2 separate regions of the Mus musculus genome follow, and region 2 is linked to region 1. Evidence: chromatin loops called from intact Hi-C (ENCODE). Cell type or tissue: gastrocnemius. All regions are shown on one strand.

The links. Hi-C counts contacts between places; a loop is a spot of excess contacts. Peaks named below come from ENCODE experiments on the same cell type or tissue, not always from the same donor. Only the 100,000 strongest peaks of a DNase experiment are listed, where the experiment ranks them.
Region 2: a loop joins it to region 1, with 2.1 times the contacts of the local background. A loop is called at or near these places in 10 of 42 quality-filtered maps.

The regions. Positions count from the first base shown.
Region 1 is chr12:69,208,964-69,213,963 of GRCm38, reverse strand. Pole2 (polymerase (DNA directed), epsilon 2 (p59 subunit)) reads left to right here. Exons shown (of 19, transcript NM_011133.2): 7 at 52-135; 8 at 921-977; 9 at 1,693-1,741; 10 at 2,519-2,591; 11 at 3,970-4,142; 12 at 4,563-4,652; 13 at 4,993-5,000. Among named protein-coding and RNA genes, the nearest start is that of Dnaaf2, 13 kb to the right of the region's middle. In gastrocnemius, CTCF peaks have their summits at 206 and 2,732 (motif pointing left); no DNase peak of the experiment used is centred here.
Region 2 is chr12:69,309,500-69,314,499 of GRCm38, reverse strand. It overlaps Klhdc2 (kelch domain containing 2), which reads right to left. Exons shown (of 13, transcript NM_027117.3): 12 at 4,461-4,513; 13 at 3,813-4,347. The coding sequence ends at 4,224. Nemf (nuclear export mediator factor) reads left to right here. Exons shown (of 33, transcript NM_025441.3): 29 at 52-84; 30 at 1,834-1,934; 31 at 2,032-2,075; 32 at 2,166-2,245; 33 at 2,420-2,957. The coding sequence ends at 2,497. Among named protein-coding and RNA genes, the nearest start is that of Klhdc2, 15 kb to the right of the region's middle. In gastrocnemius, no CTCF peak of the experiment used is centred here; no DNase peak of the experiment used is centred here.

The sequences.
Region 1 (5,000 bases):
AAAATTAGAATATGCTTTTAGTTTTTAAGATTTTATTCTGTTTTATTTTAGCTTAAAACTATAGAAACCTTACTGGGTAGCACAAGCAAAGTTGGTGACGTGATCGTCCTGGGGATGATAACCCAGCTGAAAGAGGTAAGTTAAGGGCTGGAGAGATGGCTCAGCGGTTAAGAGCACTGACTGCTCTTCCAGAGGTCTGAGTTCAAATCCCAGCAACCACATGGTGGCTCACAACCATCCGTAACAAGATCTGGCGCCCTCTTCTGGAGTGTCTGAAGACAGCTACAGTGTACTTACATATAATAAATAAATAAATCTTTAAAAAAAAAAAAAGAGGTAAGTTAAGTTTGACGAGCTTTGCCTTTTATTTTTGGACTCGAGTTGGTGATGCGTTGCTGCGGTAATGCTTTTTCATAGAAAACACAGGAACATATTTTCACAGAAAACATAGCCAGCGATGGCCTCGTCATCTGTGTCCGGGTTCTGCGGTGTTGGTGGGAAAGACTGTCCAGGTGTTAGTTTGCATAGCCCCCAGGTAGACCCCTAGTGACCTCTGCTTGAACTGACTCTGGGTTTCTGAATAAGCAAACTGCTGACCACATCCTGGTGGCCTGAGGTACTGGTTATTCTCTTAGCCAAAGGCATCTGGTGAGACGGAGCGGCAAGCAGCCTGGGCCTTCCTTACTACCCTGTGGTTTGCAGCAGTTGTTCCTTAGTGTCAGTGAGTCTCGGGTAAGTGAGTGAGTAGTCTGAGGTTGCCAGTAAATAAGCAGAAAAGTGTGGACTAGGAATTACTCATATCTGCAGGTCCACTTCTCTCTAATGTATCCTGTTGTCAGACTAGGTAGTATGTTAATAATTTATAATAGTATTCATTTTTTAATACAAATGTGAGCATATTTCATTTAATTCTGTTTTAGGGGAAGTTTTTCCTGGAAGATCCTACTGGAACAGTACAACTGGACCTTAGTAAAGCTATATCCTTTAAAAAAAAAAAATTCGCCAGGCGTGGTGGCGCACGCCTTTAATCCCAGCACTCGGGAGGCAGAGGGAGGCAGATTTCTGAGTTCGAGGCCAGCCTGGTCTACAGAGTGAGTTCCAGGACAGCCAGAGCTACACAGAGAAACCTTGTCTCGAAAAAACAAACAAAGAAACAAACAAAGAAACAAACAAACAAACAAACAAAATTCTGTCCAGGCATGGGGGTGCACACTTTGAATCCCAGCACTCGGGAGGCAGAGGCAGGGAGATCTCTTAAGTTTAAGGTCAGTCTTGTCTGCATAGCAAGACTCTGTCTCCAACAAAAGGGGTGAGATGGGGCTGGAGAGGTGGCTCAACAGTTAAGAGCATTGGCTGCTGTAGGATCTGGGTTAAATTCCCAGCACCCACATGGCAGCTCACAGCACTGCGGTTTATTATTAAATCTCCTTTTAAGGCCAGGCGTGGTGGTGCATACTTGTAATCCTAGCACGTGGGAAGCAGAGGCAGGAGTTTTAGGAGTTTTAAGGCCAGCCTTGGCTACATGTCTCAACTTTTCCCTACAGTAAATAAGACTTCCTCCTAATACCACCACAACCCACTACGAGGAATTTAAAACAACCCGAAAGCTAAAAGTCCCTTGGGGTTCAGACTGTCTACTGACCTATTAGTGTTCCGAGCATATCCTTGAGTTCTTCCTCAGCTGCTCTGTACCAGTTCCACAGTGGCTTATACACCGAGGCCTGCTTCGTCCTGGCAGAAGGTAAGCGTGCGCGCCCTTTTCATGTCCTTGCTTGACAGTAAAACTGTTCCCACTTGGGGAAGACACCTTACGATGTCGTTCCAGAGGGTATTCACCGTGAGGATGTCACCTTGTGAGACGGTGATGCTTAAGAAACAGCCTATTAGAAAATGTTCAGGGCTGGAGAGATGGCTCAGAGGTTAAGAGCCCTGACTGCTCTTCCCGAGATCCTGAGTTCAAATCCCAGCAACCACGTGGTGGCTCACAACCGTCTGTAATGAGATCTGACGCCCTCTTCTGGTGCGTTTGAAGACAGCTACAGTGTACTCATATATCAATAAAAATAAATACATCTTTAAAAAGAAAAAAGAAAAAGAAAATGTTCAGGGCGGAGGAAAGCGCCTTGAGATTAGACAGTGGAGAAGGCTGTGGGTCCTGAAACCCACTGATGGTGTGCACTTATAAAACTGGAAAACTCTTGGTTTCATCTGCTCAGTCAGGTCCCCCCTGTGTAGCTGGTAGCTGCTCTCGCTGCTCTTCAGCAAGTGCTATAACCCCCCCCCCCCGGCCAGCGCCCTACCCCACCCTAAAATATGAGTTAGTTGGGGTGGGGTACACTTGTTTAATGCCGTTTTCCTTCTAAAATATGCACTGTCCGTGGCTCTGGAGTTCGATAGCTCAGTATGATCGGTGGTTTTTGTAGTTTAATTCATTGCCTTATGTGACAATGAATTTGCTTTTTCAAAAATGGATAGCTGAGCAGACCATAATGCCTTGTTACCCGGTCGCTTTGTTTAGGTTGGTTTGAAGATCAAGTGTTTCACGCCAATGCCTTTGGATTTCCTCCCACTGAGCCCTCCAGCACCACAAGGTATTAAAGCGCTTGATTTCAACGACTCAGGAATTTGTAGATTGGCAGCAGTGAACATAACATAGTTTATCTCAGTCACTACAAGGTGTCAGATGAGAAAAAGCATTGGAAACCCACTTGCTTTAGCAGATCTGATGCCCTCTTCTGGCCTGAACGGGTGCACACAGATTTACAGACACCAATACCCAAAAGTGGCGTTAAGTTCACATACAGACACACACATTCATAAATACAATTTTTAAAGTGAAAAGCAAAAAAGAATATAAAGGCATAAAAAAGAAAAATGAATTTAATGAGCCAGTGCTTTATATATCTATATTTATTTATGTATCTATGTAAATGTTAGGGCCTCGTCATTTATGGAGTCTAGATCTCTGTAAATGTGCAGCGCTGCGGCACACTGTGAAACACTGGGGCTGCCAGGCATTCGCGGCTCCAGCCGAGCGAGGTAGACGGTAACACACTGCCCTCTTGTTCATACAGAAGGGGGAGTTGCAGGAAGCCCCTGCCTGGGGCCCGGTAGGGGAACAACTGAGGACAGATGTAAATGCCCCTCTGGCACCCAAGTATACTGTTGCTTTAACCTTTCCTGAGCAGACTTGAACAAATGGCCTATTCACCCCAGGTAGGGCACCAGTGGCAGGGCAAAGGAATAGTTCTACTCACATCTACCTGGTGGGACAATGGTTTTATTGAGCTCACAGGATCAGAGGTGACCACAAGACTGCTGGATCATTTAAAAGTCTCACCCAAGCATGGACAAGACTTGCCCAAAACAGCAAAGAGGGAGTCTGTACTTCCTGCTCCTTCCTGGTTCACTCCTGTATGAGCCGGTTCACTCCTGTATGGCCGGCACCTCCCTAGACTGTGTAGTGTAGCTGGGGCAGGATAGCGTGTAGCAGTGGGTTTCTTTTTTTTTTTCTTTTCGAGACAGGGTTTCTCTATATAGCCCTGGCTGTCCTGGAACTCACTTTGTAGATCAAGCTGGCCTTGAACTCAGAAATCAGCCTGCCTCTGCCTCTGGAGTGCTAGGATTAAAGGCTTGCGCCACCAGGCCCGACTCACAGTGGGGTTCTATTAACTGGCGGAGACTGCCAGTAGGCCTGACCTTGTGAAGGGATCTCTTGACAGTCTCTTGGAGTTAATCACAGCTGACCTGATTAAAGTCGAAGTGGCTGCCGTGCTCTGAGGCCAGCTTTTGAAGCACGCATACTGAATAGTCCTCCATAGACGGTGTCATGTGTGTGTGTTTTAAATAATTTGCAGGCAACATGTTTCATCTCTGGAATACTGTGTTGTTGCATGGTTGCTATATCTGATATATTTTTACTTTCTCCATGAACAGAATATGGTGGATAACTGTGTTATAATTACATAGGGCGTACTATGGAAATATTAATTTTTTTGGAGGGCCTTCTAATGCATCAGTGAAGACGTATACAAAGCTGAGACAGCTGGAAGATGAGAACAAGGACGCCATGTTTGTGATTGTGTCTGATGTTTGGTTGGACCAAGTGCAAGTGTTGGAGAAGTTTCATGTAATGTTTTCTGGTACGGATTATTATTGTTTTGTTTCTTGAACTGTCCTGAGGGATGTTTGTCATGTGGTGGTGGTGGAGTGCCTCTGTGGGCCCTGTTACATGGGAACCTGAGACAGGGGATTTATTGAGCAGTGATCAGAGGTCAGTCTGAGCAACATAGGAAGACCTTGTTTTTAAAGAGACAACAAAGCCAAGCCAAAGCTTTCACAGTTAAAGCCAGCCAGATATGCTGATACCTGCCTTTAATTCCATCTCTTAGAAGGCAGAAGCAGGTGGATCTCTATGAGTTACAGTCACGACAGGGCTACATAGTGTGGTCCTGTCTCAAAAATCATCAAATAGACAGACAGACAGACAGACAGACAAACAGATAGATAGATAGATAACACAAAATTCTCAGTTCCCAGAGTGACGTCCTTTTGTTCCCTAGGTTACTCGCCAGCACCTCCAACCTGCTTTATTCTGTGTGGTAATTTTTCATCTGCACCATATGGAAAAAATCAAGTCCAGGCTTTGAAAGGTATTGAGCATCTTTTTAACTAAGAGTGTTTCCAATCCCGGCAGTGGTGGTTCATGGCTTTCATCCCAGCACTCGGGAGGCAGAGGCAGGCAGAACTCTGAGTTTCTGACCAGCCTGGTCTACAGAATAAGTTACAGGACAGCCAGGGCTATACAGAGAAACCCTGCCTTAAAAAAACAAAACAAAACAAAACAAAAAAATTGAGTTTTTCTATATTTACATGAACTATTGATAAATTATGTATAATATTTTAATTTTATTAAAGATCTAGGGTTGTAGTTAATCAACTGTAACTTTATGGACATCACAAATTAGGTTAAATATTTTTTATAATTTTCAGATTCCCTA
Region 2 (5,000 bases), 100 kb before region 1:
TTATCGGTGCAGAATTTTATAGCTGACTTTAAGTTTTGTGTTTGACACTAGGAGGAACACGATCTGGATCAGCAGGGGAATGAGGTAGGATCTGAGTAAGGTTTCTATTCTGTTTCACTGCAATCTTTCCCCAGAATATCTAATGCTACTCAAAACTGGAGGCAACTGCAGCTCTGCAGCACTGTCTGGGTTGAGGTATCATATGTGCTGTATGTAACTCTGCAAGTCTCAAACTGTTCTTGGGGTTTTGTTGTTTTGGTTGATAGGGTCTCAGTATGTAGCCTTGGCCAACCTGGAACTTGCCTCCATTTGTCTCCTGAGAGCTGGGTTTAAAGGTGTGCCCACCATACCTTGCCTGAAAATAACTCTCTATTCCTCCCCCTCCTTTGTGCTTCAATATTCTTCTTATTATGGGGATAATTTACTTAAAAGCCCAACATCAAAGCATTTTGCCCCTGTAGATAGCCTACAATTGCGAACTAGTCTAAGGAGTTCTGAAATTTTTCCTTAAGAACGCAGCACCGGGCTGGAGGATGGCTCAGTGGTTAAGAGCACTGACTGCTCTTCCAAAGGTCCTGAGTTCAAATCCCAGCAACCACATGGTGGCTCACAACCATCCATAAATGAGATCTGATGCCCTCTTCTGGGGTATCTGAAGACAGCGGCAGCATATTACATATAATAAATAAATCTAAGAAAAAAAAAAAAAGAACAGAGTACCTCCTGCCCTCTGTCAGGCCACTCAAAACCAGTAGTAGCTGTAGATTTAGACTTGATATCCTCTTCTGGTATGCATGTGCTTGTGTACACACAACATCCCCACAAGTAAAAGGAGTCTTTCTCAACTTTGGCACTGTTAACATTTTAGAAAGTATGATCTTTTGTTGCAAGGCCTGTCTTAACATATTATGAACTGACTAATGATACCTGTTGCCTAACCCACTAGATGTCACTCCTTTCTTTCTGAAAGCCAAAACTTTATTTTATAGATAGATAGATAGATAGATAGATAGATCGGTCCCTGGTCTAGCCAAGTTTAGTAGTACATGCTTTTAATTGCCATACATGGGAGGCAGAGGCAGATGGATCTCTGCGAGTTAATGCCTGCCTGGTATACAAAGTTCATTCCAGGACATCAAGGGCTACACAATGAGATTGTTTTGTCTTACGAGATAGCTCAGTCTATAAAGTGCTTTCCATGGACACATAAGGACCTGAACTCAATCCCCGGCACCCACATGAAAAACCGAGCAAGGCAGCATATACCTGGAGTCCTGGCAGGAAGGAAGTGGGAGAGAGGCGCTCTGGAGCTCTAGGCTTAGTGAAAGACTGTTAGATAGTTAGAGGTTAGTAGAGGCTTCCACACACCAAAAGGAAAACTCATGGTCTGGTCCAAGTGTAAGTTGTTTCCTTGTAACAGACTTAAACTCCTCGTAGTTATTAGCACTGTGTATCATTTTAATCCACAGGAGCTCCCTGTGCAGCTTAGCTGCTAGTCCAACTTGACTTCCTCCCACTCTAAAACACATTAAATGGTATGTTGAGAACTATTCCCATTGTTATACGTTGTGAAGAATATATATTGAAACATAACTCTTTAGTTCTTTGGAACTGTAAGCAGAATTTGGGTACTGTTGTCAGATTGTATGTCAGAAAAGGCTAAGAGTATTCAGAAACTGATTTGTTGTTTTAGATCTTGGCTTTATGATGGTGTGATCTGAACAGATTGCATGTTAGGCAAGGGTTCTACTACTCAACAGCACCCCTCCCCAGCATCTACTGTTCTTTTCAAGTTTGGCATAAATTCCTTTTATAATTTTCTTTCTCCTTTAGGAAAATCTATTTGACTCTTTGACAGGGCAGCCACATCCTGAGGATGTACTGATGTTTGCTATTCCAATATGTGCCCCTTACACCATCATGACAAACTATAAGTAAGTCACTGTTGTCTCGCTCATACTCATTGCCAAGTAGCTTTAGGAATCTTTGATCTCCATGTAGTAACTGGTACAATTTTTTTTTTTTTTTAAGATACAAAGTGAAACTTACACCTGGAGTTCAGAAAAAGGGGAAAGGTAATTTAGGTGTTTTTTTTTGTGTGTGTGTGATTTTTAAATAGTTTAGTGACTAAACCAGAAGTACATTCTTGTGTGCTCTCCTTACAGCTGCGAAGACAGCCTTGAACAGTTTCATGCACTCCAAAGAAGCCACAGCAAGAGAAAAAGACTTATTCCGAAGTGTGAAGGTAAGGTTTCCCTTCAGCTCTTGTCTGTTGTCTTGACACAATGCTGTCTCCCCAGGACCCTAAGTAGGTTTACTTGGCAAAAGCTGTAAGTGCCTTTCTCCTGACAGTAGAGTACACGTAATTACCCTAAATAGGATATGACAATATTACGTACTTTTTGTTTGTTTGTTTTAGGACACAGATTTATCAAGAAACATTCCTGGAAAAGTAAAAGTGTCCGCACCTAATCTTCTGCATGTGAAGAGGAAATAGCTGGGATGAGAGCCTCAGCACTGAACAGCCAGTTTGTAGCCTTTGGAAGGTCAACGATGCAGACGTGTTAACAGGACTTCCACTTTACAAATGAACATACTGCCTTGCTATCACCAAAAGGACTTAAGATTTTTTCCCAAGTTTTATATATATCTATATAAACTATGATAGTATTTCCTAAAATATTTGTGAAAACTTAATGATACACATCTGTAATTGTATTGTTCTACATTTTATTGAACTTCTTGAGGTTTCATTTCATGATGTAACGACCCTGAAATAGCTCAAGTGCATAAACTACTGACGTAGTGGTCTACTGTATATAACATCTAATACATAGTACAGCCAGTCACGAGAGGTTTCGTTTGGTTAATGGAACAATTAAACATTTAAGATTTGTGTCTTGAACACTTTGCCAAATTTTACATCAAATGCAAAAAAAAATAACACAAGAAAATGACAGTTGTTTCCGTGTATTCATATCTATCACTTTCCTCCCTAACTTCTTCCTTGTAATATCTCTCAGTTGTTTGCCATTTTCTCTCCCAACCCCCAGCAGCTGTCAAAGAGTTAAAACTGTCTTAAGTGATTTTGGTTTTTCCAAGTCAGGGTTTCTCTGTAGACCAGACTGGCCTTGAACTCAAGAGATCCGCCTGCCTCTGCCTCCCGAGTGTTGGAATTAAAGGCGTGCATCACCACCACTGGGCTCAAGTATCTTGACCTGTAATAACAGAAGTGCATTTTCTTGCTGGGTGGTGCTGGCAGCATTGGGGAGGCAGAGGCAGGTAGATCTCTGTGAGTTTGAGCTCAGGACAGCCAAAGCTACAGAGAGAAACTGTCTGGAGTCTGGGAAAGGTCAAAGATGCTTTTTGGCTTTTAGGCTTATCACTAAAGATTCCTGGACCAGTATTCTTCTGGCTCCTATCAGAATAGAGAATGAAGCCATACATGATTTCTCTGTTCATGAGGTATAAGCTGCCACTTTTTAGTTAACTGGGTAGTAGCCATGACCATCACATGTCCCAGGACTACACCAACACTTGAAGGTTGGAGCAGTGCATTAATTGCAGCTTGGGCTGTCTAAGGCTCACTGCCGCCCCAGCATACACACCCAGGGTGGCAGCACACTTTGAGTTGCAGTGCTTGAGGGGGCGGAAGATAGAGGGTTACTGATTCAAGACCAGCCTTAGCTACATAAGGTTAAAGGCTACATACAGATGGAGCATCTTCACATTTCTACAGTTACATTACATCCACATTATCAAAAGATAAATGTTAAAATTGTTATACCCAGACGTGGGATAAAAAGTCAATGCAGGGGTTGGAGAGATGGCTCAGGGGTTAAGAGCACTGGCTGTTCTTCCACAGGGCCCACGTACAGTTGCCAGCACCCACATTGCAGCTTGTAACTCCTGTTCCAGGGAATCCAACACCCTCAGGCATGCAGGAAAACACCATTCAGTATACATAAATAAATCGTTAAAAAAAAAAAAAGCCAACACAGTAATTTTTTTTAACTTTAACAATAGACAGGTACTGGTGTTAAATACATTTATTGTAAACTTTAGACACAAAAATAGGTTCTCTAGGCCATTCACATGCACATAAAACCCAGGAAGCTGCAAACTACAACGATGCATATAATTATACAAAGGATGACACTGTGTGACAAGTACGGGGCTGTTCTCCATGCAAGTGGACCAGAAGAAGTATTATCTACAAAGCTTTATGATCCAGAAGTGTTGTTACTACCAAACCTCTGATTAACGCTGTGAAGTAAGTGTTTTGGAAGGCAGCTCCACGAGTTGGCTAGCATCTCTTTAAAGCAGATGACTGCTTCTAAGCTTAGCCTAAAGTAGACAAGGAAAGTGAAAATAATTTTACTAGATAGATAATTTTACTAGATAACTTGAATGAAGACTAATGCCTTTAAATAGTCATATACCTGGTGCCAAATACTTACCGTACAAGAGATTTTGGTTGAACTGAAAATATAAGTACTTCATTACTGTGTGCCTGAAAAAAAGAAGGAACAGGTAAAATGCAAGTGCTGAAAGCAGGCTGGTGTGCTACACTCACTCCTGTATCCTCAGCTCTAGGTAGCAAAGGCAGGAGCACTGGGCAAGAGCTGGACCAGAGCTGGGCCTACAGTCAGTAGTGAAGTGCTACCTAGCATGCACGGGCCTGAGGACGGAGCTATGCAGAAAGAGGGTCTGGAGAGAGGATTGATTCAGCTGTTAAGAGCGCTGCTCTTCCAAAGGACAGTTGGGGCTGTTTCCAATCACCTCAAACCTCACTCTTGGGTGATTTGATACCCTTTGTTTTGGTCTCCATGACAGCTGCATGCATATGGTACACAGACATACATGAAAGCCAAAGACCTATCACATGAAGGGGTTTGGTTTTTTCTTTGTTTTTAATTTTAAAACAGGCAGCGCTGGAGAGATGGCTCAGAGGTTAAAGAGCACTGACTGCTCTCCCAGAGGTCCTGAGTTCCAATTCT